3 separate regions of the Homo sapiens genome follow, and regions 1 and 3 are each linked to region 2. Evidence: chromatin loops called from intact Hi-C (ENCODE). Cell type or tissue: A673. All regions are shown on one strand. Region 1 overlaps LINC02301 (long intergenic non-protein coding RNA 2301). Region 2 overlaps LOC105370601 (a long non-coding RNA gene). Region 3 has its middle 450 kb from the start of LINC02305.

What was found. Peaks named below come from ENCODE experiments on the same cell type or tissue, not always from the same donor. Only the 100,000 strongest peaks of a DNase experiment are listed, where the experiment ranks them.
Region 1: a loop joins it to region 2, with 6 times the contacts of the local background. A loop is called at or near these places in 2 of 110 quality-filtered maps.
Region 3: a loop joins it to region 2, with 11 times the contacts of the local background. A loop is called at or near these places in 23 of 110 quality-filtered maps.

The regions. Positions count from the first base shown.
Region 1 is chr14:82,706,803-82,714,802 of GRCh38, forward strand. It overlaps LINC02301 (long intergenic non-protein coding RNA 2301), which reads left to right. Exons shown (of 6, transcript NR_146650.1): 6 at 1-23. Among named protein-coding and RNA genes, the nearest start is that of LINC02301, 68 kb to the left of the region's middle. In A673, a CTCF peak has its summit at 3,629 (motif pointing right); a DNase peak (open chromatin) is centred at 3,639.
Region 2 is chr14:83,295,762-83,303,761 of GRCh38, forward strand. All of the region lies in intron 3 of LOC105370601 (a long non-coding RNA gene), which reads left to right. Among named protein-coding and RNA genes, the nearest start is that of LINC02305, 620 kb to the right of the region's middle. In A673, a CTCF peak has its summit at 4,884 (motif pointing right); DNase peaks (open chromatin) are centred at 4,890, 5,830 and 6,250; H3K4me3 peaks cover 528 bases; H3K27ac peaks cover 3,827 bases.
Region 3 is chr14:83,460,564-83,468,563 of GRCh38, forward strand. No RefSeq gene overlaps it. Among named protein-coding and RNA genes, the nearest start is that of LINC02305, 450 kb to the right of the region's middle. In A673, CTCF peaks have their summits at 3,134 (motif pointing left) and 3,339; DNase peaks (open chromatin) are centred at 3,128 and 7,488; H3K27ac peaks cover 487 bases.

The DNA of each region.
Region 1 (8,000 bases), 590 kb before region 2:
TGCATCAAAGAAGACCACACAGTGTGTACCTTTCTTGGAAGAACGTTTAGAAGCAAAATTACGTGAGTTAAAAAGCAACAATCTTTTTAAAATTCCTCATGTTTGTTTCAAATTGCATAGTAAATTTTGCCAGACATAATATTAAAACCAAGTAATTTGCTTTAACCAAAAAGAACAAGATGGTAATTACTAAAGCAGATACCAATGTATAGGAAGAAACATCTACAACATTCAGTTTAGAGCAAAGAGATATTTCCAGTTAAGTTGTCCAATTAAGAAAAATATAATTGATACTTGAAAAAGAAGAACATAGTTGGAAGGCCCACAGTTCCCAATTTCAACACTTACTACAAAACTGCAGTAATCAAGACAGTATGGCACTAACATAAAGTAGACATATTGGTCAATGGAGCAGACTTGAGAGTCCAGAAATAAACCATTGTCTTCTTGGTGAATGAAGTTTTAACAAAGACATCATGAGAATTAATTTGGGGGTAATATAGTCTTTTAAACAAATGGTACTGGACAACTGGATAACAACATACAAAAAATGGAGTTGGACTTCTTCCTTATGCTAAATACAAAAATTAACTCAAATGGGTTATAGACCTAAACGTAAGTGCTAAAACAAAAAACACTTAGAAGAAAATGGAGGAATAAATCTTTGTGACCTTGGTTCAGGCAGTGTTTTCTCTATACCAAAAACACATGTTAAAAATATATATGTGTGTGTATATACATATATATATATATATATATGCACGTTAAATATATATATATATTTAAAAGCACATGTTATATATATATAGAACTTGATCAAAACTAAAACATTTTGTGCTGCAAATTGTATAATCAAGAAATGAAAAGATAAACCCACAGAATGGGAGAAAATATTTGCAAATTACATGTCTGGTAACGGATTAGCATCTAGAATACATAAAGTATTCTTACAACTCAATAACTAAGAGATATATAATCCAATTTTACCCAGTAGGAAGGTTATAATGAAAAAGATTGACAATGACAATGCTGGAGATTATATGGAAAAAGTAGAACTCTCACATAATACCTGTAGGAATGTAAAATACTGGAGCTTATTTGGAAAACAGCTGGCATTTTCTCGTAAATTTAAACAAAGAGTTATAATATGACTAAACTGTTTCACTCTGAGGTATACACTCAAGAGAAATGAAAAACGTATCTATGAATGCTCACAGCAGCATTATTCATAGTTGCCAAAAAGTGAAATAGCCAAATGTCAGGCCAGGCACGGTGGCTCATGCCTATAATCTCAGCACTTTGGGAAGCTGAGGTGGGATGATCGCTTGAGGCCAGAGTTTAAGACCAGCCTAGGCAACATGGCAAAACCTCATCTCTACAAAAAATCCAAAAATTATCCAAGCATGGTGGCTTGCACCTGTGGTCTCAGCTGCTCAGGGGGCTGAGGTGGGAAGATCACCTGAGCCTGGGGAGGTTGAAGCTGCAGTGAGCCATGATCGTGCCTCTGCACTCCAGCCTGGATGACAGAGTAAGACCTTGTCTAAAAAATAATAATAATAAAATAAAAATTTAAAAAAGCCTCATGTCTATTCTGTTATGTGATGAATGGATAAATACAATGTGGTGTATACATACAAAGAAATACTTTTTTCAGACATTAAAGCAGTGAAGTACCTGATACGTGCCACTACATGGGTGAATCTCAAAGTCTTTATGCTAAGTAAAAGAAGCCTGTCACAAGAGACTATATATGGTATGATTCTATTAAATTAAATATGTAGAAAAGCACATCTATAGACAAGAAAAGTAGATTGATGGTTCCCTAGGGATAGGAAAGGGTGGTGGGAAGGGGATGGGAGAGAAGATGGGGGAGTGGTTGCCAATGCGAGTGGGGTTTCTTTTTGGGGTGACAAAAATTTTCTGAAGTTAGATTTTGGTGATGGCTGCACATCTCTGTGAATATACTAAAAACCTCTGAATTCTGCAACTTTCAATGGCTGAAATGTATAGTATGTGAATGATAGCTCAATAAAGCCGTTTTTTGAAGAAGAGTAAGATGGAATTGACTAAGTTAGCCACCAATACACAGAAAAAATTAGGCACAAGATTTATTTCAAGCAAACAAGTACTTTTAGTGTAGTTGTCCAATTAAGAAATAAACATTTGACCACTTAAAAAGTTGAATAATAAGTAATTACTTTCTTATCTGTGGAACAGAAATTTGATTTTCATTGCCACTGTCATATAACTGTGTATATTTCAGGCAGGTGCAAATAAAAAGTATAACTTGACCATTCCAACTGTTCAAGTCTGTTAAATACCATAGGATTCAAAATGGATGCATTTACAATTTAACTGATAGACGGATAGATAGATAGATAGATAGATAGATAAATAGGTACATAGATCAACCAAAATAAAAGGAGTGCCTATGTAATCAATCCTAAAGTATTATTTTTGAGATCCCTCTGAATTCTAATTTTATTTAATATGTTTATTTTAAATGCTCTGTAGGAAATATTTCCATTGTCACATGGATTCACTTTTATCAGCATAGAAATATCAGGGCTGATGTAAAATCTTGTGAGAAAATATGTAATTCTGACACCCATGTAACATATAGGTTAAAAAAAGGAAAAACACCTTTCTCAAGAGAACAGTTTCCCCAGAATTAAAAAAGGCATTAATTTCAGCTTCAAATTAGTTGTTCCGAGTCTGTGTTTTGCTACATGGCATGAGGCCAGTTGCAAGAGCATTTGCCTTTCTTTCACAATGTGTTGAAAACTGGTTGCATCCAGAATTGGAAGATTACACAAAGCTGATGGAAAAATGATTAGCTGCCTTAATACATATGCAGCTCTTACAGTTTTTTGAGGCACATTAATAACCTAGAAACTGTTGAGACCCTGGGTATGTTGACAGAGAAATCCTCTTTTTTTCCTGCAAAATTCCTGTTCATTGGCTCTTCAGTGTGTGAATCCATGTGCTATTAATATAGAAAAAAGAAATTCAACTCTTCTTCAATTTAGCATTAATGAAAAACAGAAGAGAATACATTTGACTATCTATGAGCCACTGTTTCAAAAGAGAGAAAGAAGATAGATTATACTAGTTGCAAAATGCAGTTTCTGTTTAATATTTTGAGCCAGATGAACCTCATTACCTACATATTAAGTAAGGTCTAGGACTAAAACTCAACTATACTTGAAACTATGCTTGATATAAACCAGTAAATATTTCAAAGAACTTCCCTCCACCTTCACCGCAGAAGACCAACTGGCATAAGTTAACAGGTGTTTTGCTTTGGTTTAATTTCTCCTTCCACAGTTATGAACCCACAGGCCTGATGTCTCCAATATGTAGACACACACACACACACACACACACACACACACACACACACAATTTATCCTTGATTTCACCAGGGATACAGAAACATTAACACAGAAAATGGTGAAACTCATTTACCTGAAATAAATTCCTTAATGTAATACATCATTTGTTACTGCCCTTTATTTGCATGTCTTGGATCCAAAAGAACTGTCTGCATCACAAAATTTCCCTCTTAACCTGGGACTAAACACATCACATCCCTGGGAGACAGAAGGAGGGGTTTGAATAGTACCACCAGTAGAGGGCAGTGGCGTACCATGCACAAAACTTGGCTGGAGCGAATGCCTCCAAACTTGCCTTGCAACCTGTAGTTAATAAAAACTGGGCAGGAGAGCAAAGTAAGTGGGTTTAGATTTATTTCAACTACATAAGCAAGAAAGTTATATAGCTCCCCGAGAAAACTCCATCTGTGGAATTCACAGCAGGGCAAAGTGTGCTAGTGATCAAAGGCTACGGCTCAAGCTTTAAATCATTGTTGCTCCAGAGGCCATTTTCCTCACACTCCTAACCTCTGCCCATGTGGAGAAACTTTTGAAGACAGGCCCAAGTGATTTTATATTTTTAATAACAAAAAGAGGGTTGACTTTTTGATATCTGGTTGGGATAAGTGGACAATTTGTAAAAGAAGATCTAAATTCAGAAGATATGGACTCTCTACAAGCAAGATGAAAATACACGGATTATTGTACCAGCTTTGCTATTAACAAGTTGTGTGATTTTAGATGAATCTCTTAACTTCTCTGAAACTCAGTTTCAATGTTAAAATGTGAACTGCATGAGACAATTATGAAGGCAACTCCAGCTCTAATATCCTATGATCGTTTATCTCCGATTTGGGGAGTCACCATCAGCCTCCCTCGCATTACACTCTGAAAACGCATAGAATTGCATGTTTAATATCCTTTGAATAGGTGACATAGGAAGTGCATCTAAGGGACAGTGAAGTGCTATTAATTTTTCAATGATAAAGAGATGAGGTTAGATTAGATTGAAGAGAAGTCTACTCTGTCTACCCACCACTTTGTTTTTTTTCTCTCTCTTAAGTGTTGCTTCCACATAACTTGCCTGAAAGCCAAATTCAGACATGTCTATCTGACCGCACTCTGGGAACATTACCTCAAATATACATTTCATTAAGATTATATTCATTGATTTTTTTTATCATTTAATAATTTGCTAGTATTTAAAGCTTAAGAAGCTTATCATAAGAATCTTGATTTCTGGCTTTTGATAAAAAAGCAATCAAATGAACAGATGCCAGACAGCCCTGGGAACTCATTCTCACATAGCAAACAATTGCCGAAGCTGAGGGATGCTGTTCCATTTGGGGTCATTCTCCTTGTTTCACCTGGAATCTTCTTGCTGTAGACTTCTCACTCTTAAGTGGCCATTCCTGTCCACTGTATGCATTATAAGTGATCCTTGGATGGACACCGATAAGAAAGTCTGGTTTTGGCTTCTATCATTTGCAAGAAATTTTGCTCCTATTTTCTTCAGTTTCTTGATGGAGTTGTATTGCTGCTCAAAGACTTCCCCCTCCCTCTTTACTTTGTTTTTTTCTACCTAATGATATCTGATACTAGAGGTACTAGCTTACAGGTTTAAGGTATCCCTATTCCCATCAAACAATAATATACACCTTCATTTTGCCAGCATTTCAGTGAAAAGTTCTTAAAAACAAAAGCCTTGGTGTTCTGAAACAAACAAACAAACAAACAAAACACATTAAGAACAATGGAACTTATTGGGTTCAAAAAACCCAACAGTTAGCTCCACAAATCTTACCACCCAGACCATCTATACTCAAATAACAATAGCAAATACTACAAAGATAGACATCATTTACTGGTTACCTATTATGTGCCAATCTTGTGCTAGTGATTTTTAAAGTCTTTATTTTAAAAATGGAGAAATCCAACCTCTGGAAGGTGTATTGATTTGCAATGACATGAGACTTGAGGAGTGAACGGGAATTTAGATACATAAAGTCCAATCTTTATTTTACAGATGAGGAAACTAAACCCAAAGATGCTAAGATTTTACAATGGATGTCGCACTATATAGCTCCAGTGAGCCGATTTGAAATACTGAAGTTGGTTTGCTTGCCCTATCATTAGGCATTCTATCTTACTAATTTCCTGTTGTTATTTATGCTTATGCCCATCTTTCCTAATGGATGGTTAGAGCCTTTTGGGGACATGGACTATCCATTATTAATCCGTGAATCCACTTTAGTGATTCTTGTTCAACTTGCCCCATGATACTTAGTGGTAGTAAGTCCTATGATGCCCAGGTACTACACCAGGGCAGATATCCAGATGCTGTGGCAGACAGCCAAGTGGCTGCTATGACAAAGACTGCAAAGCCAAATGGAACATTTGATGGGGGCATGGCAGGGGCCCCAGAGATGACAGCTGTGCACACAGTTTCCGCTGAAATTTTCAAGCACTTTTGGGAAGTAAAAAGAGACTAAAGTGACAATATTTGCAAACAAAATGCCCTGCAGGCTTATTCCAAATATCCAAGCTGCCATGCTGGAAACAAGCAGAGTTCGTTAAGAGAAACATCCACCGGTCACCCTTTCAAGCCTCATTGACTTTTATGCACAAAATGAAGGCATACATGAGGATGGTGAAGTGATAGAGCCAGCAAGTAAGTAGGAGAGGAATCACAGACCACTGCAGGGGTTTTAATTAGTGCTGGACTTTGAAAAGCAGAATCAGGGTTCCATCCAAGTATGCACTTCTCCCATTATGAATGTATGAGCATCAACACATTTCCCAAATAATCTAGTAGTCTTGAGTGGCTTCAAGGACAGTACAAGCAAGGTGAAATTAGCTCTGAGAGGAAATATTCAACTTTAAAGAGGTTACAATATATTAACCAAGGAGTTTCTTATTCTACTTTCTGCAAATTTTCTGCTGGTGTCTAACACTCTGCTTGACACACAGCAAGTACCTTATGCACAGAAGGCATTCCCAAATTCAAGGACTGGGAAGTACTTTTATTTTTATGGACTACAATATTGAATACTTCAAACCACTAACATGATCCAGATTACACAGTTTGTGTCAGGGTTTAAATCTTAGTCTCCTAAATTCAAATGAAGTCTGTTAGTTCCTAGATGCCATATGTACTGCATTACTAGGAATGAATAGCATGAAAACTTTGTAATGAATGTTTTAAAAAAGACCTAGGGTACTCATCTTCTTAAAGGCCTTTGGTTCCAAAAGAAAAGTTTGACCATTTGTTTGGAATAAAATGCAAGTCCAACACCATTTTCTCAGATTATCCCATTTTAGTCCACCTATTTGGATGGCTATAACAAAATGCCATAAACTATGTGGCTTATAAAGAACAGAAATTATTTCTCAGAGTACTAGAGGCTGGACTGTCCAAGGTCAAGGTGCTGGCAGATTCAGTGTCTAGTGCGGGCTTATTTCCTCATAGGGAAAGACTTTATACTTCCCTTTCATTTCTAATTAGATAGGCATTATAAAGAAGAAACTCGTAGTAAATAACCTGTGGTCAGCTTCTATTTACCTGCTCTGTGACCTTAGGCAATACATTAACCTCTCTGTGCCTTACTTCTTGAGCTGTAAAGTTGTGATCATAAAAATATGTACCTCATATTTTTATGAGGTACATATTTTACACTAACCATACGGTTAGTGTAAAGATTAAATTACGTATATACATTTAAATTAAATTATGTATATACATAAAAGATTAAATTACATATATACATTTATATAATAAATTAAATATAATATATATGCACAATTTAAAACAGTGCCTGGCACATAACTATTATTAATATTAACAAATAATTATAGATTTTAAAATAAGTTAATTTAACAAAATTTAAGATGAACAAGAGCTGATTTAGATTACTTCTTCAGAAAAGCTTTCAGACTCTGCTGTAAGTCATCACAGTTAATGACCAAACAGCTCATTTATTTCCATTTTTTTGAGTTACATTATCTATTTTTGCAAAAACATGTGAACTATTCTGGAGCAGAGAAGTTTGCTCTATGGTAAGAGGCTAGAGAATTTCCTCAGCTACTCAGGACTTACTTTAATTTTACATTAGGCAATGAAAGTCAAGAAGATTGTTCCAGGGACTGAAACATGTGACTCCACAGGGTACAGAAGAGTGGATCTTTGTGGAGGGGGTGAATATTTTTGGACATTCTAAAATTACACTTGTGTTCAAAGAGTGTTCTACTCTACAAATACGCCAACACATTTTCTTTAATAAAGCAGTAGTTCTGAGTGACATTAACAATGATACAGCATGAGACATATATACATCGTAGAATATTGTGCATTCATAAAAAAGAATGAGTTCATGTCCTTTGCAGGGACATGGATGAAGCTGAAAACCTTCATTCTCAGCAAACTAACACAGGAACAGAAAACCAAACACCACATGTTCTCACTCATAAGTGGGAGTTGAACAATGAGAACACATGGACACAGGGAGGGGAACATCACACACTGGGGCGTGTCAGGGGGTCGGGGGCAAGGGGAAAGATAGCATTTGGAGAAATACCTAATGCATTTTGGGCTTAAAACCTAGATGATGGGTTGATAGGTGCAGCAAG
Region 2 (8,000 bases):
AAAGAAATCAAGAATGATGTTGACACACATATTGTAATTAAGGGTTTAATTAATTAAACACAATTATTATGTTTTGTCATAATGCTACTGAAATCATACACTTAGTTGAAATAGTTATGGCAGCAGAAAAATATCATGAAATTTTATTTAAAATGACAATGTAGATATGCAATATTTCTGTTTTCAATAAACAGCCCCCCCCCCCTTGATTTCTCTCTCTCTCTCTCCTAGATTTTAGTATAAATAAATTACAACTCATGGCCCTTTAAAACTATTTAAAATCAGTCAAAAGAATGAAAGTTATACTTTTTAATAAGAATGGAAAAGGTAACCATCTTGGAGAATGGAAGCTTTTATAACATGTCTACAAACAACACAACTGATTAATTTTCATTTTCACAATCATTTATTGAAAGTCTATATATACTTCTGGTCAGGCACAATGGCTCATGCCTATAATCCTAGCACTTTGGGAGGCCAAGGTCGGTGGATGGCTTGAGCTCAGGAGTTCGAGACCAGCCTGAGCACCATGGTGAAAACTCCCTATCTACCAGAAAACAGAAAATTTAGCCGGGCGTGGTGGTGCGTAGTCCCAACTTGGGGGTTGGTAGTCCCCATCTTGAGGGTGCTGAGGTGGGAGGATCACTTGAGCCTGGGAGGTGGCGGTTTCAGTGAGCCAAGGTTGGGCCATTGCACTCCATCCTACCTGGGTGACAAAGTGAAATGCTGTGAAAGAGAGAAGAGAAGAGAAGAGAAGAGAAGAGAAGAGAAGAGAAGAGAAGAGAAGAGAGGGAGGGTGGGAAGAAGGAAGGAAGGAAGGAAGGAAAGAAGGAAGGAAGGAGAGAAAGAAAGAGAAAGAAAGAAGAAAGAAAGGGGAGTGAAAGGAGGGAAGGGAGGAAGGAAGGCAGGAAGGAAGGAAGAAAGGAAGGAAGGAAGGAAGTCAGGCTGGAAGGAAGGAAGGAAGTCATCTATATATGTTTTAGAGAAAATATAAACATTCCTGGAGCTTCATTGATTGTGTTTTATTTTTTATATTCCATATAAAAATATTTGTCATATATTTCCTTACTAAACAGATTTTAATTTGATTTCATAGTTCTATTTTTGAAAACCAATATCTACTACCTGCTGCCATGCTATTTAAACTCACACAAATCTTGGAAGATCTGTTCAGGCTGGCATATTTTAGGTGAAATTTTGCAACTGCTAAATGATTATACCATAGGACTGGAAAGAGGTATATTCTTAATAAAATAAAAGCAATAGAATAAAGCCAAGCTATGCTGAACAATGCTGCAGGACTTGTTATTGCAAGGGAGTGGATTGTTAAACAAAATAAAAATAATAATTTCATTCTAGCCTTATTTTTTTTTAAATGTGAAGATGAAAGGTAATTTATATCAAGTGGAGAAAAACAAAAACTTGACACTTGGCAGTATAGAGCTATAAAATCGCCTCTTTTATTTTTCTATCTAATACAAAAATTTTATAAGAGAAACAAATTTGTATAAAGTTGAGGCTTTTGCCTTACAGAATAAAGAAAGGAAAAATACTACAACAATATTTAAGAAAAGCTACATATTTTGATCCTTTGTTAAAGACTTTTCAAACAGGATAGAAGATAGAAAACCAGGCTCTCCCTAAGAATATTAATGAAGAGGGTAAAAATATGCATTCCTGCTGGACATGAGTCGAAGTAAAAATTTAATACAATGCACCGTATCTCTTAGCCTAACAATCAAACCTTGACAAACATTCAGTTACACATGTTTCTGTGCATGTGTATGCATGCTTGGGAGCACGTGTTTCCCTACAAAATACATGAGGAAGTTTGCATAAGCATTTTAAACAAATAACCCAATTGTAGAGATACTTAAAGAACACCTGAGTACCTCTGAAACATTTAAATTGATTATATTCTATTTACTTTTTTATATTTTGAGAGCAAAGAGACTTGCCTAATATGAATTTTGGTGACAGAAAACAGCTTTGTTATTAGTACTAAATTCAGTGGAATGGGTTATTTACAGCTTAATTTCAGGGTAGTAATTCTGTTGTCAAAACTATCTCTCAAAACTTTATAGTTTATTATCTTAACTTTTATGACATTCACAATGGCCTGAATATTTTTGTATTATACTGTTTGTTTTTCTTTAGACTAAGTTTATTTATTTTCCCCTTGAAGGTTGTGTTTTATATACATATATACATACATACATACATAAATACATGCATACATACATACATACATATTGTATTAGTCTGTTCTCACACTGCTATAAAGAACTGCCTGAGACTGGGTAATTTATAAAGGAGAGAGGTTTAACTGACTCACAGTTCCGCATGGCTGGGGAGGCCTCTGGAGACTTACAATCATGGTGGAATGGGAAGCAAACACATCCTTCTTCACATGATGGCAGGAGAGAGAAGAATGAGAAATGAGTGAAGGGGAAGCCCCTTATAAAGCCATCAGATCTTATGAGGACTCACTCACTATCATAAGAACAGCAGTGTTGTTGAATCATGAACACCCCCATGATTCAATTACCTCCCACTGGGTCCCTCCCATGACACATGGGGATTATCAAAACTACAATTCAGGATGAGATTTGGGTTGGGACATAGCCAAACCATATCACGTGTGTGTGTGTGTGTGTGTATCTGGATTATTGGATGGAATCAGGTTTCTGAATCAGGTTTTATTTCATCAGTGTATTTAGTCTGTTCTCACACTGCTATAAAGAACTGCCCAAGACTGGGTAATTCATAAAGAAAATAGGTTTAATTGACTCACAGTTCCGCATGGCTGGGGAGACCTCAGGAAGCTTAAAATTATGGTGGAAGGAGAAACAGGCACGTCTCACCTGGCAGCAGGTAAGAGAGAACAAAAAGCCTATGAGAAACTGCCATTTATTAAACCATTGGATCTTGTGAGAACTCCCTCGCTATCAAGAGAGCAGCATGGGAGAAACGTCACCCATGATCCAGTCACCTCCCACCAGATTCTTCCCTCGACACTTGGGGATTACAATTAGTGGTGAGATTTGGGTGGGGACAAAGAGCCAAACCATATCAATCAGTTAAGACATAACCAACTGATAGAATCATGTATAGAATCTTGAGAAATTTATGTTTTTTTTCTCAAATCAGGACATCAAATGCCTGGGAATTTAAGGTTTTTTTTTTTTTTTTTTTTCATAAGATCTAGTAGCCAACCAGTTAAGGACAGAGCCAGTACTGCAAGGCTTAGCATATCATTCTTTTTCCCATCTGTAAAATGGTCTTTTAATATTAATGCCTTAATAAATTGAGGTGTTTAATTTACTTTGGATGTATTGGAGGAAACCAAGAAGAAAAGGCCTCTTTCTCTTCACATGCTTGCTCCAAGACTCAAAGAATAGAACTCGTGAGGCTTCAGATAGAGCCAGGCAATTCCCTTAGGTATGGACTTCTTTCCCTATCCATTAACAGATTACAGAGAATTTTCCTAGAGGAATTCTTGCCACTCCTCATGAGCCTTACATGTGATACTCAGTTTGCTATTGTTAATAACAAACAGCATTTCGGGAAAATTTAGTTTTTCTTAGTCACACAGGTGACTTCAATTTCTACAACCATTCTTGCCCCCTCTCTCTTTCATTCCTTTGCTATCAACTTTGGGGACTTTATCCTTATTGACAGTGGTAAATGGTCATCTGGATTCATGCTTCAAAGTTTGAATGGTATTTATATAGCTCATAACTTTTTTGCAGTAGCATTTTCCTATGTGATGCTGATTTACATATGTCCTAGTTCATTTAATCTACACACAGCTCTAGGAGGTAGATATTATTATTATCTCCCTTTCATAGACAAGGAAATGAAGCTCAGAGAGTTATGCAACTCACTAGAAATATCAGCACTGGTACTAGATATAGGATTTGAACATATGAGGTCTCATTCTGGGCCTGGATCTTATTGCTGCCCAGTTAGTAAGAAAAACATATTGAGTGTCTGGTTTTCTGTCTGAGAGTCTAGGAAATGGGAACTGATAAGAGTGAGATATCGTTGATTCAGCCGAATGGCAAGGATTTTGTAACAAGCTACAAATTAGGGTGATCCGGATACATTAAAGATAGGTCTGGAGGTGAGATTCTGTGATGTTTACATATTTACATAGGTATACATATTATGATTCAATGTTCCTGAGGAAGCTAAAAAGTAAATTCCAATTACCCAACTGGCTCCACTTTCCTCCCCATCATACTCCCAAGTGTGTGTGTGTGTGTGTTTATCCTGTATATTAAAAATCCCAAATAATACAGGTCAGTCTGGAAGAGGTTTCAGAACATGCTTGCTTTGATAGATTCAGAATCAAATCCCTCAATACATCTAACATTTCTACTAATAGAAATAGTGGAGGCAACCCTGTATTACCCATTGGTGGATCTTTCTAAATATAATTTTTCTTCTGTTTGATTGGAACGATTTTACAAACATGTAAGTATGAATGACTCTTTGAAACATATTTCTTCTCTGAGTTGCATATACTTATGAAAGAATACTCGAAGTGGATTAAAATTCTAACTGGAATGTTTACATTCTAACATGTACAGCAATAAAGTCTACAGTAAAGATTATCACATTCTTCTCTTGCTCATGTTACCAGAGATAGAGCTGAAAATATCATAGTGATATATGCTTTTGGTGTTAGGAAATCAACAATCTTTGAAAATTTTGTATTCCAGAATAAAATAAAAAACCTTCAAAGGCCTAACAGGTGGCATACCATTTCTCTTTGATTCTGAAAAGCTACACACCACACACACTCACACACACAAACTCACATAGGCGCATGAAAGAAAAAGACCAAAAGATTATCTGCCTTTGTCTTGTTATGCCTAAAATATTCCACTAGAGGACAGTGCAGCTATTGTCATTCAGCCATGCCAAGTTTTGATCAAATTTCCTGATGCTTTTGCAGAATATAGAAAGCATACATTCATTTAAAATAAACTGCAGGCATTTGTTTTAAAAGCACTTTAGCTTGTACCTGATGGTTAATAGATCTGAATTGCTTGGAGCCCTGATGCACACAGAGTAGAGAACATAATGAATTTAGCAGATTTTTTAAAGAAGGGAGAGGTTGGGGAAGAAGACAAATATGAGCTAATTTTTTTCATTTGCCTTGATACCTTAAGGGAAAAAAAAAGCAGAAATAATGCACAATCATTATGAACAAGCTGGTAGATATAAGTATTAGTTTACATTTAAATGAAAATAGCTTATAGAGAGGGAGAATGGATATGACTCAAATAGTTTCCAGCATCTTGTTTGAAATGCAAAAGAGCAGTTTATATTTATATTAATTTAGGTGGATGCCTCTGGTTTTCTTGGGACTTCTCAACAAATTATTTCTATTTATCTTGGAAATGGGCATTCGGAACATGATCTGGAGGCTATGCAAAGACTTCTTGAACTTGAGACCTAGAAGATTTGATACCAACTCAGGAAAAAAAAGAGCCTGGGTTACTTGAACACCCTTCACAAAGGAGAAGCGGGCAGAGGGGACCCAAGAAATATGTTAGGGTGTCATTTCTTTTCATTGGCAAAATTTAAAAGAATAAACTTATAAACATAAGGCACCAGAAATAAAAACATCCTCTCGTTCTGTTTCCTGCAGTGACAAAAGATATATATTCTAGATGGTAGAGAGAGCTGCCTTGGAGATAAATTGTCTGATTTCAGCATCTCAGCGGTGGATAATAGATTCCCCTCAGAACCACATAATTAAAAAATGACATTTCTGCTACTTTGTGCCAACTTGGTACCGCTGCTGCCCCTGGCTTCCGGGCCTGGGAGCCCTGCAGGGTACAACCAAACAAATTTTGCATTATTCAGTGGGACAATGTAAGGTCATGTTAACAAAAAAAGTTCCTTCTGGGGGGACCGGAGGACTTTAGTATTTTCTTCTCCACAAATTCCTCTTTCTGCTTTTCTTCTTTTTTTCTTTTTCAACTCTGCCAACATGAAAAAGATATGAACGATGAGATTAGGACATCCACTTATTACAAGTTGGCCAGATGAAAGAGAGCATATGTGTGTAGCAGAATAAATTAAAGCGTCTAATTTTAGCACCTTTTTTTCCTCCAAGCAGATATTCAGAATCAGCCAAAGATGAGGCAAATGCTGTGAGAAAAAATATGTAAATCAAAGTGCTAAATCCATATCCTTAGACATCTTTAGGACGAAATGGTTAATCCTCATGTGGATCCTGGCCACCCCCCCGCCCCCACATCTCTCCAGGAGTTTCCTGAAAGGCAGTTGACTGCAGTCTGAACAACTGTTCTTTATGGGTCTCTCAGTTCACTATGTATCTCAAAAAAAGTGCATGTGCTAGACAAGCCTCCAATTAACAGTTACTAAAGTGTAAATGGATTTCCAAATGTCACATAGCTGGTAATTAGTGAAACCAGGACTAGCAATGGATTTTTGATTCCTCTTTGAAGTGTTTTAGTAACAGCCAGTATTCTGCAGGTGTCTTTAGTTCAAATAATGAAAGTACACTAAGAATATTCCTTTTTCTTAAAGGAAATAGAAGAAAATATAAGACTCTTTAAAAAACTACAATTCAATGAATTTAAATTTTGTGATTTCAACCATCAATTAGGATTTTGATTTTAGGTTCACAATGTATTATTATGAAAATACATATGAACCAGGTTATTCATTTCAGCATTGTTAGTCATTGTAAAATATTGGATACAAACTAAATATCCATAATATAAGTTGGCCTGGAGCGGTGGCTCACGCCTGTAATCCCAGCACTTTGGGAGGCCGAGGAGGGTGGATCACGAGGTCAGGAGATCAAGACCATCCTGGCTAACGTGGTGAAACCCCATCTCTACTAAAAATACAAAAAATTAGCTGGGCACGGTGGCAGGCGCCTGTAGTCCCAGCTACTCAGGAGGCTGAGGCAGGAGAATGGCGTGAACCAGGGAGGCAGAGCTTGCAGTGAGTGGAGATCGAGCCACTGCACTCTAGCCTAGGCAACAGAGCCAAACTCTGTCTTGGAAAAAAAAAAAAAAAGAAGTAGATTTCTATGAACTAATGTTGGATAATTCCCAGAATATATTGCTAAGCCAAAAAAAAAAAAAAAAAAAAAAACCCAAGAGCAACAGAGTTTTCTATAATATGTTTCATGTAGGAAAGTTAGGAATGTAAGAAAATATACATGTATATTTTTATTTATGGAGAAAAAAATACAGGTATGATAACCAGAAACTATTAAGATCAATTACTAACAGGGAGATGGTGAAAACAGAGTGAAGAGGATGAAACAATAGAAGTGGAGTGGAGTGGCACAGATGAGAAGACAGTGACACTGTTTGGAATATACTTTTTGAATTGACATGAAACTAAGTTTGTAGTATTGTTTCGCCTACCCAAAATATAGATTAAAAATTTAAAATCCCTCAGGAAGTGAGGGAAACCCAACATGGAATACAAGCAGTAAAGAGTAACCGAACTGTATTACAAATGAGTAACATACTCCCACTTAAGAGGGTGAAAAAGTAAAGTACCTATTTAAGGAACTTTGGAAGGCAGTATTGCAATGTAAAATTAAAGGTTAAGGTAAAAAAGAAAACAAGAGATATTGTACTCTAGTTAGCAACATTGCTTTTCGCAAATGTAGGCATTACAAAATCTGAAAATGCTTTTTTTTTGTATACTAGAATTGAACAAATACTCAAATATATTGTGGATAATGTGATCCAAGTTTCTGTATGTTAGATAAAGAAGTAACAATGTGGAAAGGAGAAAAGTTAGAATGAACTCTATGGTGCTGGATTGGAATTTATATCACATAAAGTCATGGATTTTGCATATGTCCATAGATAAATGGTAGAGAAATAAATATTGATGTGTGCATGGATACATTAATATATATCTGTAAAAGTGTGTATGGATGCATATTATATATAACAATATCACAATATTGTTGCCCAAGTAGCAATAAG
Region 3 (8,000 bases), 160 kb after region 2:
ATGAGACTTACTGATTATCACTAGAACAGCATGGGAAAGACCTGCCCCCATAATTCAATAATCTCCCACCAAGTCCCTCCTATAACATGCGGGAATTGTGGGAGCTATAATTCAATATGAAATTTGTGTGGGGACACAGCCAAACCATATCATAGGCCTTAAATGTTAGCTCTTTGCTTTTGAAATATAAATTTTCTTGTTTCACCTAAGAATTGTCCCTTTAGAAATGCACATTTGTTGCCTAGTTAACAATTACTGAGGGCAATGAAACAGGTAATTAAAGAATTAAGAGTCTGAATGGGGAAAAAATTATCTAAAAGCCAGCAAATTGGAATCCTTTATGAAAGCTATATTTTCTGTTCTTATGTTTGTATGTCTATATGTATTATGTGTATGGGATAATATTCTGTAAATGAAGCTAGTTTAAAAATTGCTAATAAAATAGAAATGACTTTAAAATTATCATTTATATATAATTTGACATGTTCTTGATTTGGCTATTAGCTTTTGTTTTTTATTTTGAGCCTCTAGATTTGGAGGCCTGGATAGGTAGTTGTAGTGAGGTCTGGAGACATGTTCTCAGTGCCCAGGCCAGCAGCTAAAAGTCAGAGTCAAGTCCAATATAGCCCCTTCTTCACACCCAAGCTTTGTCTCCAGGCTAATCTGGTAGGAATATATATACATTTTTTATATATAAATTTTATATATAAATTTATTTAAATTTATATAAATTTTTATATAAAAATATATATAAATATGCACATATTTGTATACATGTATATATATACACATGCACACACATATGTATATACATGTAGATGCTTATGTATGTATGTATATATGTATACATGTATATAGGTATGGACTCTGGCTAAGCAGCATACTCCATATTCTCCTCCTGATAATATTATCCTCCTTCTGATAGTCATAATAGCAATCTCCATTGTGGGTTATATTCTCCCACAAGTTTTAAATGTTTGCATGCAGCCATGTCCAGAATATTAAATGATCTCTTGTCAACTAGAATGACAAAAACTCTAAGAAATATATGACCATGAGGATGCAATTATCTATGTTTGGTATGCCGAGGGCAGAAACCCAGAATGATGGTAACTGAGAATGTGCTAAACCCCTCAGTTTTGGTCACTCTCACTTGAGTAAGAACTTAACCAAACGGTGGGAATTTTTTTAGACATATTTGTGGGAAGCCATTGTTTAAGACTGAGTGTGTGCACTAGGCCCCAACAGAGCAGAACAAACCAAAATGAAGTCATTCATGCTGAATGCGACGTAATCAAACTAAAACTTGAAGGTGAAAGATCCTAAAACAGAGCATGTTTTGTTTTTCTACTCAAAAGAGGTGATTCCAGCACAAGAAGGTCCCATCTAGTCTAGTCTTTTAAAAAAATAATAGCCTGGAGTCCTAGTTTCCACCTTATAAAAGCCAGTTTTGCTATTTACCGGCAATGATTTGACACCAAATAAGAAAATTTACAATGGTGACAGTGACGTCAATGCCTAAAATTTTGATCCTCTCTCAACATTGAGAGGATGACCAAAAAGGAGGATGTTAAACTAAGTTTAGCCTAAAGTTATGTTCTTACATATGTAAAGTTCAGCCTAAATATTACTCCGTACGTAGTGAACTGTAGCCTAACTGCACATGTAAGCTGACTGTAACTTACTCTTGTGCCAATCACTGAGCTTTGGCCAATTAAAGGCAGCCAACTGTTTAAACAGTGTTCAAATAAGGCAAACACTGAGCAATACCAAATCCGTTTCTGTACCTCACTTCCGTTATTTTAGATGTTATTTTCATTTTTCTGTCTATAAATATTCCACCACTTTGCAATGCTGGAGGCTCTCTGAGCTATTCTGACTTGAGAGGCCAATCAATTTTCAGATAGTTCTTTGCTTAATTTAACATTGTTAAATTTAATTTTTCTACATAGTTTTTCATTTAATAGTATAATTTCAAAAAGCTTACCTATTTTTTTTTAATACACTGTTTTGTGACAGTAATTTTCTGTAAATGTTTTGAAAGGATACTCTTATCTTCTGCCATTTGTCATTTCTGGTGAGAGGAGGGCTTGTCTAATTATTGCTGATTTGTGGGTAATCCATCTTTTTCCTATGTCTGATGGTTCATTAAGGAAAGAATAGATGTAGATCTGTTTATTTATTTGCTTTTAATCCAGATACATTTTGAGTGAGTTTGTTTGTTGTAAAGGTCAGTGTTGGTCTATTATCATACTACTCTGTCTAAAATTTTCAGTTGCTGACCGCTGGAGCTCTGAGTCCAGATCAGATTGTATTTTGGTAAGCCATGGCTTCTGTGCACTTGTATGGTTTAGAATATGGCATATTCCGTCTATGAGACAGTGAACAGGCCTCTGCAGGCCCCAGCCATCAGGCTCTGTCTATCTCTTCTCATCTCCCGGGGTATGAAATTTTAAGTAGCCTGTGGATCCAGAGATAGGTAACAATTTTTTAGTCTCTTCCCAGTCCCAAGTTTTATGCAGTAAGCACAGCTCTAGTCAATTTTCTTATTTTCTTAGAGTACTTTTCATTTCTGACTCCATCACAGTCTAATCCATGTCCTGCTCTGCAGGCTTCCACACCTAGATTCCAGCACACATGCAGACTCCAACCCTGATCGCTGTTTTTGTGTTGCTTTTCCAACTAGTCATTTCTGGGAATACAGAACAGCAATCTCTCTCTCTCTCTCTCTTTTTTTAGTAAACATTTTTTAAAAGTGTGAAAGACAGATAAGAGCACATACAATCAATTTACAGCTTGATAAATCACCTCAAAGTGAAGACACACAAATAACTACAAACCAGATCATAAAATGGAATACTATCAGTATCCCAGAAACTCTTCTCATGCTCCTGCCTAGTTACAAATCACATCCCCCACCCCAAAAGATCCTAACTTCTTCCAACTAAGGCAATAAAAAAGGCTATGACTTTTCAATTTTCTCTTTTCACATTTTATTTATTAATGCTATGAGTTTGCAGCAGAGGTAAGAGGGAGGCAAGGCTTAAAGTAAGAGCAATGATGATACCTCTTTAGAAAGTGGATCCAGATGAACATTTCTTAGACAGTTCTTGCCTTTGGCGCCCCCTACTGGAAGATTTATGACAAAGCCCCTTCCCTCTTGTCTGTGTGCTTTCACTGATGTCATGTTATTCTGGAACCAGCCTCTGATAATTACAGCCAGTAAGAATAACATTCACTGCTTCTGTGCTTATACGGATTGAAAATATCAGGATTAGGAGTATTTACATGAATGTGAATAATAATAATATAATGGACTACTAAGTGCTCACACATTCTTTTAATTTTACCATAAAACTTCCTTTGGCCTAATTCTCATAGATAATATAGAGTTGGGGAGATTGATTTTAGTCTTACGTGCGTTTCTTAGGTTAGCCCTGTCAGTCTAAACTGATGCCATTTCTGTCTTCCAGATTCCTATTAAAATAAGTGACTTGGGACATTGCACATGTGTCTGTATGTTTTTTAAATGAAATCTAAAACTGGTAAAAATTATTTCGGTTTGACTTTTTTCTATGTAAACCCTAAATGGGGCTCCTGAGAAGTGTCAGGTGAACTTGGCCCAAGTTTCAGGAGAACTCACTCCCTCCCAAAGGATATAAAGAAAAGATTTATGACTCCAGGTGAAACGCATAAGCAAGCTGGTGACTATAGATGATTTTAGCTTTGGGTTTCTGGTTCATTGGGCGTCTAAAATGAAACTTGGCCAATGCAAGGGGCATGCTTCTATAAATGAAGAGAAAGGTCTTGCAGAATCTGTGCAAAATGGGCTTCAGTCTGTGACTGTCTATTCACATACACCATTTCTCCAAAGACCATAGAGTAAACTTGGAGAAAGTAGGCTGTATTTTTATCTTGAGCTCAAATGTTGTCAATGACGTTTTATTAACAGTTTGGAATTCCCTATTTCCTCAATTAAAACAAATCTTGATAACATTTTGCTTTACTTGCAAGTGTGACTGAAACACTAGCCCTGAAATGGTCGTGGTCTGTATTCCAATATGCTCTCCAGTATTCTGAACAGGAAATCAAGTCATGTCTGTCTGTATATCCCTCACCACGTACATAATTCATTAAGGAATTAGAGCTCTGAGTTTTTGGAGAATTTTTTTCCTGCGATGGAATTTTTAATATGTAAGCTAAATCAGGGTGTCTGCTTGTGATTTAAAAGCCCCCAAATTGAAGACTTTTGCAGGTGCATGTTGGCATGTGGGTGGGATCTAGACCATGGACTAGCTCGCATTTCAACACCAAAGTAGAAAATGGGTGTGGAATGAATCCGCTCTTGCCCCGTTAACAACTGGCCTCAGGGGCACCATCTGGAATTCTCATAGGTATTTTGCGAATAAAATTGCAGTAGTCATTCCACCATTGGCTGTAGTACTTCTGGGCTAAGAACTGCAACAAAGTCATTGAAAGAACAGTCTTCTCATTGATTAAAAAGCCCGAGTATGTTTCTCCTCCAATTTATGAGGATTATGCAAAACTATAGACATTTGCTCTACCCTCTGTTTCTAATTTAGTGTAGTATAGTGCTTGATTGTCTCCTGTCATGTAAGAAAATAGAAGTGAGCAGTTCTTACAAAGATCATCCCCCTTTAGTCGACCCCTGATACTGCTAGTCTTGCTTTGCTCACGTCCATGGTGTCAGAGGTCTCATAATACATAGGAAAGTCAATAGAACTTAAAAATGGTCAAGATACGGGTTTTCTCCTCCATCACAGTGAAGGCAATTGGTATATTATAAAGCTGATTTAAGGCAGTATTTAGCACTCTGTAGTTTCCTATATTCTTTTTTCTTAAAAGAATAAGGTTCTCAGTGGTTCAGATCAATTGATTTGAGTGAGATAAAGCACCTGAGGAATATTAAGAAACAGCTGACATCTTCAGAGAAACAAATGAAATAGAGAGAGGCTTCTGAATGCTTAGATAACTTGATCTTGCTGAAGAAAGAGGGTCTTACATTTGAAGAGATAAATTAGGAAGTATTTTCTCAGCCCCATGATAACGTGACAAGGCACACATACTACTCGGGAGCTCATCATTACCACGACGTTAGCACTAATACATACCGAATGCTTCAAGAAGCACTTTCTTTCTTCAACGAAGATCCAAGGACCCTGAACCCAGAGTAAATGACACATAAGAAAAGAGCATGGGAACAAACCCTCACTCTCAAGAAATCAAATTCTCATTTATAAATAAAGGTAGCTGTTTTTTTTTATGGAAAGGCAAAGTCTTCATTTCTTTCAAGAAATGGAGAAATGTTTTAATATTTCAGTCACAGTGTTAGGCTCTGGACATATAAAAGCAAGCTGGATACCTGGTGTCATTAGCCTTATGGAGTTGGCAACCTAATGCAAGGTACCAATAAGTAAACATTAGGAATGATTTGATGATCTAAATCATCAGAGTGCTCGGAGAGACTGAAACAGAAGTGGTAATGGTCAGAAGAGGCCACTCTGAAGAAGTGATATCTATACAGATAATGGAAAAAAAATGAGATCTTAGCTTTTCAAAAAGCAGGGACAGAGAATCTCAAGGCAGGTCAGGATGTGCTAAGGCCCTGGGGCAAGAAAAACTGCCATTTGTTCAAGTAATTGAAGAGAATTGGGCAAGAGGTAAAACTGGGCAGGAAACTGGGCAGGAAGGCAGAGGATGCATGAAATAAAGGATCCACTGAAATTAGCATGTGCCAGGGGATTGTAAAGATGTTCAAGTCTGAATAATTTTAACCTGAGAAGACAGCAAGAGGAAAACTGTTTCTTTATGACAAGAAAACTTGTATATTGGGCAGAAGATCATTTCTAATAGTCCTGTATATTTGTATAGAGCTTTTGAATCAGCAAATATTTTTCACAAGTGTTCTTTCCAGTTCTACAAAATGTTCCTAAGTGAAGAGGATTTAGGTTTATGGTCAATTTCTCAAAAAAGATATTAATACAATCCTTGAATATACAGGAAAATCGATGCCAATTAATCTAGATTAGAGGTTAGGCAACTTCTATTGAAAAAGCTCTCATGATAGCTGTTGACCTGATTTTGAAACATGACCAAATCTAAGTGGGATCTAAAATCTGTTTTTGCCTGGTATTCTCTAAATCAATGCATGGGATGAAATTCAAGTTATATGAAGTTCAGTAACAGTCAAAACTAATAGTGGATGCCGCTGGTAGTTAATGTTTGATTGGAAATGGGAATACAGAAATATGCTAGGTTGTTGGTAATTTCCTATACACATAAAAAAATAAATGAAATAGTTGTGTTTGGATCCCCAGGAGATTTTAATTCGTGGTCAGATTTGAAAATCACAGTTATTAATAGAATATCTTGATCAACCAGATTTTACTTGGTGTCATAGAAATAAAGAAAATCAACAAATCACAAAATTGATAATTGTGACAGTTCTAGCTTCAACCCCCGTGCTAAAAAGGAGCTGTTTCTCACAAGCATCCTTGTAATTGTAATATTGAAGAGATATTGATGTAAACTTTTACTATAGTTGTAATTATGCCCTGAAATGAAACTTTAAGTCATAAGAAATAATTGATGTGATGCTGATATTGAATACCTGGAAAATAACTACCAGGCATTTAGAAATTAAGATTTGTTCCTTCTTAATGAAAATATGTTTCATTCATCTGTATTGATTTATTTACATTTATTACCTGTCACATTGGAAGTTGTGAGAAGTACAAAATATCCTGAACAAGGAGAGCTCACAAAATACTTGGAGAATTTAGCTATGTCTTCATATGACACTTGCAATAATTGTCAAAATGAAGAGTAATAGATCTCAAATATCCACTAGAAATCTGTTAATATTGGGACTATGATTTAGTTACTTAAAATGTTTTATAATGTAATGGAACATTGTTATTCACTTTTATATGCCTGATCAGTATATTTTCAATCTTTCCTAATTCCTTTTTAATACCAACCAACCTTTTTTAAAAAAATCACTCCCACTATTTAATGGTGATATATCCCACTTCTTAAAAGTATTATAGCATATATTGTTTAGACTAGAACTATAAATTTGGAGAAAATAGTACAAAAATCTAAAATCCATATTTGGACCAGAAATTTTATGGACTGCATTTTTTGTGTATGTCTGCCTTTAGGTTCATTTGCCTGTGTTCTACCTTGCTGACTTTTATTCAGAAAATTTTCAAACACTAATGCTTCATTAATTACTCATTCCAGAACCCACAGAAGTCCTGGTTGAATTCTAAACAACTAATAGAGACAAGAAAGAAAGGAGTCATGTAAGACATGTTTAAAATGCTTTTAAATGCAGGTTGCAAAACAAATTCGTTCCTCCAGTGTAAACCTCAAAGTGCTTCATCTGTAGGCTTTTGTGGTCTCTACTCTTCTGAAATAGCAGGAAATGTTTTAACAATTAGAGTGAGCAAATTGTAAAGGGAAATACGGTAGTACATTACCAGCTGAGTCCTTAAATAAAACATTCCTTTCTTAATGTAGTCCTGATGCTGCGCCATCTTCTATTAGTTAAGGCCACTGTATTGCCATAGGCAAGCATCAAATATACAGTAGTTTGATAATGGTAATACATACAGCAATAAAACAAAAATGCTATTATGACAGGGGCAAAAAACACATACACTGCATTTACCTTCAGGCATCTTTTTGGTTTCCCTTGAACAAATTAAAACAGAGACTAATTTCAATGATGTGTCTTTATCTCCTTTGCATTCTTTAAAAAGTTCTAACTTTTCTAAAAGCTGATGTTAGTTTATTTATTGTATGAAACTTGGCAAAGGAAATGTGGGTGCACGCATTATATCCATTTATTGTTATTTGTGGGACATGGCAAGGATATGTGTTCACAAATTAAAATGTTCCATGAGTAGATAGAAAAGAACTTTAGGTAAAAAATACAAATTTTAAAATTTCTACCAGAAAAATAAAAATATTTT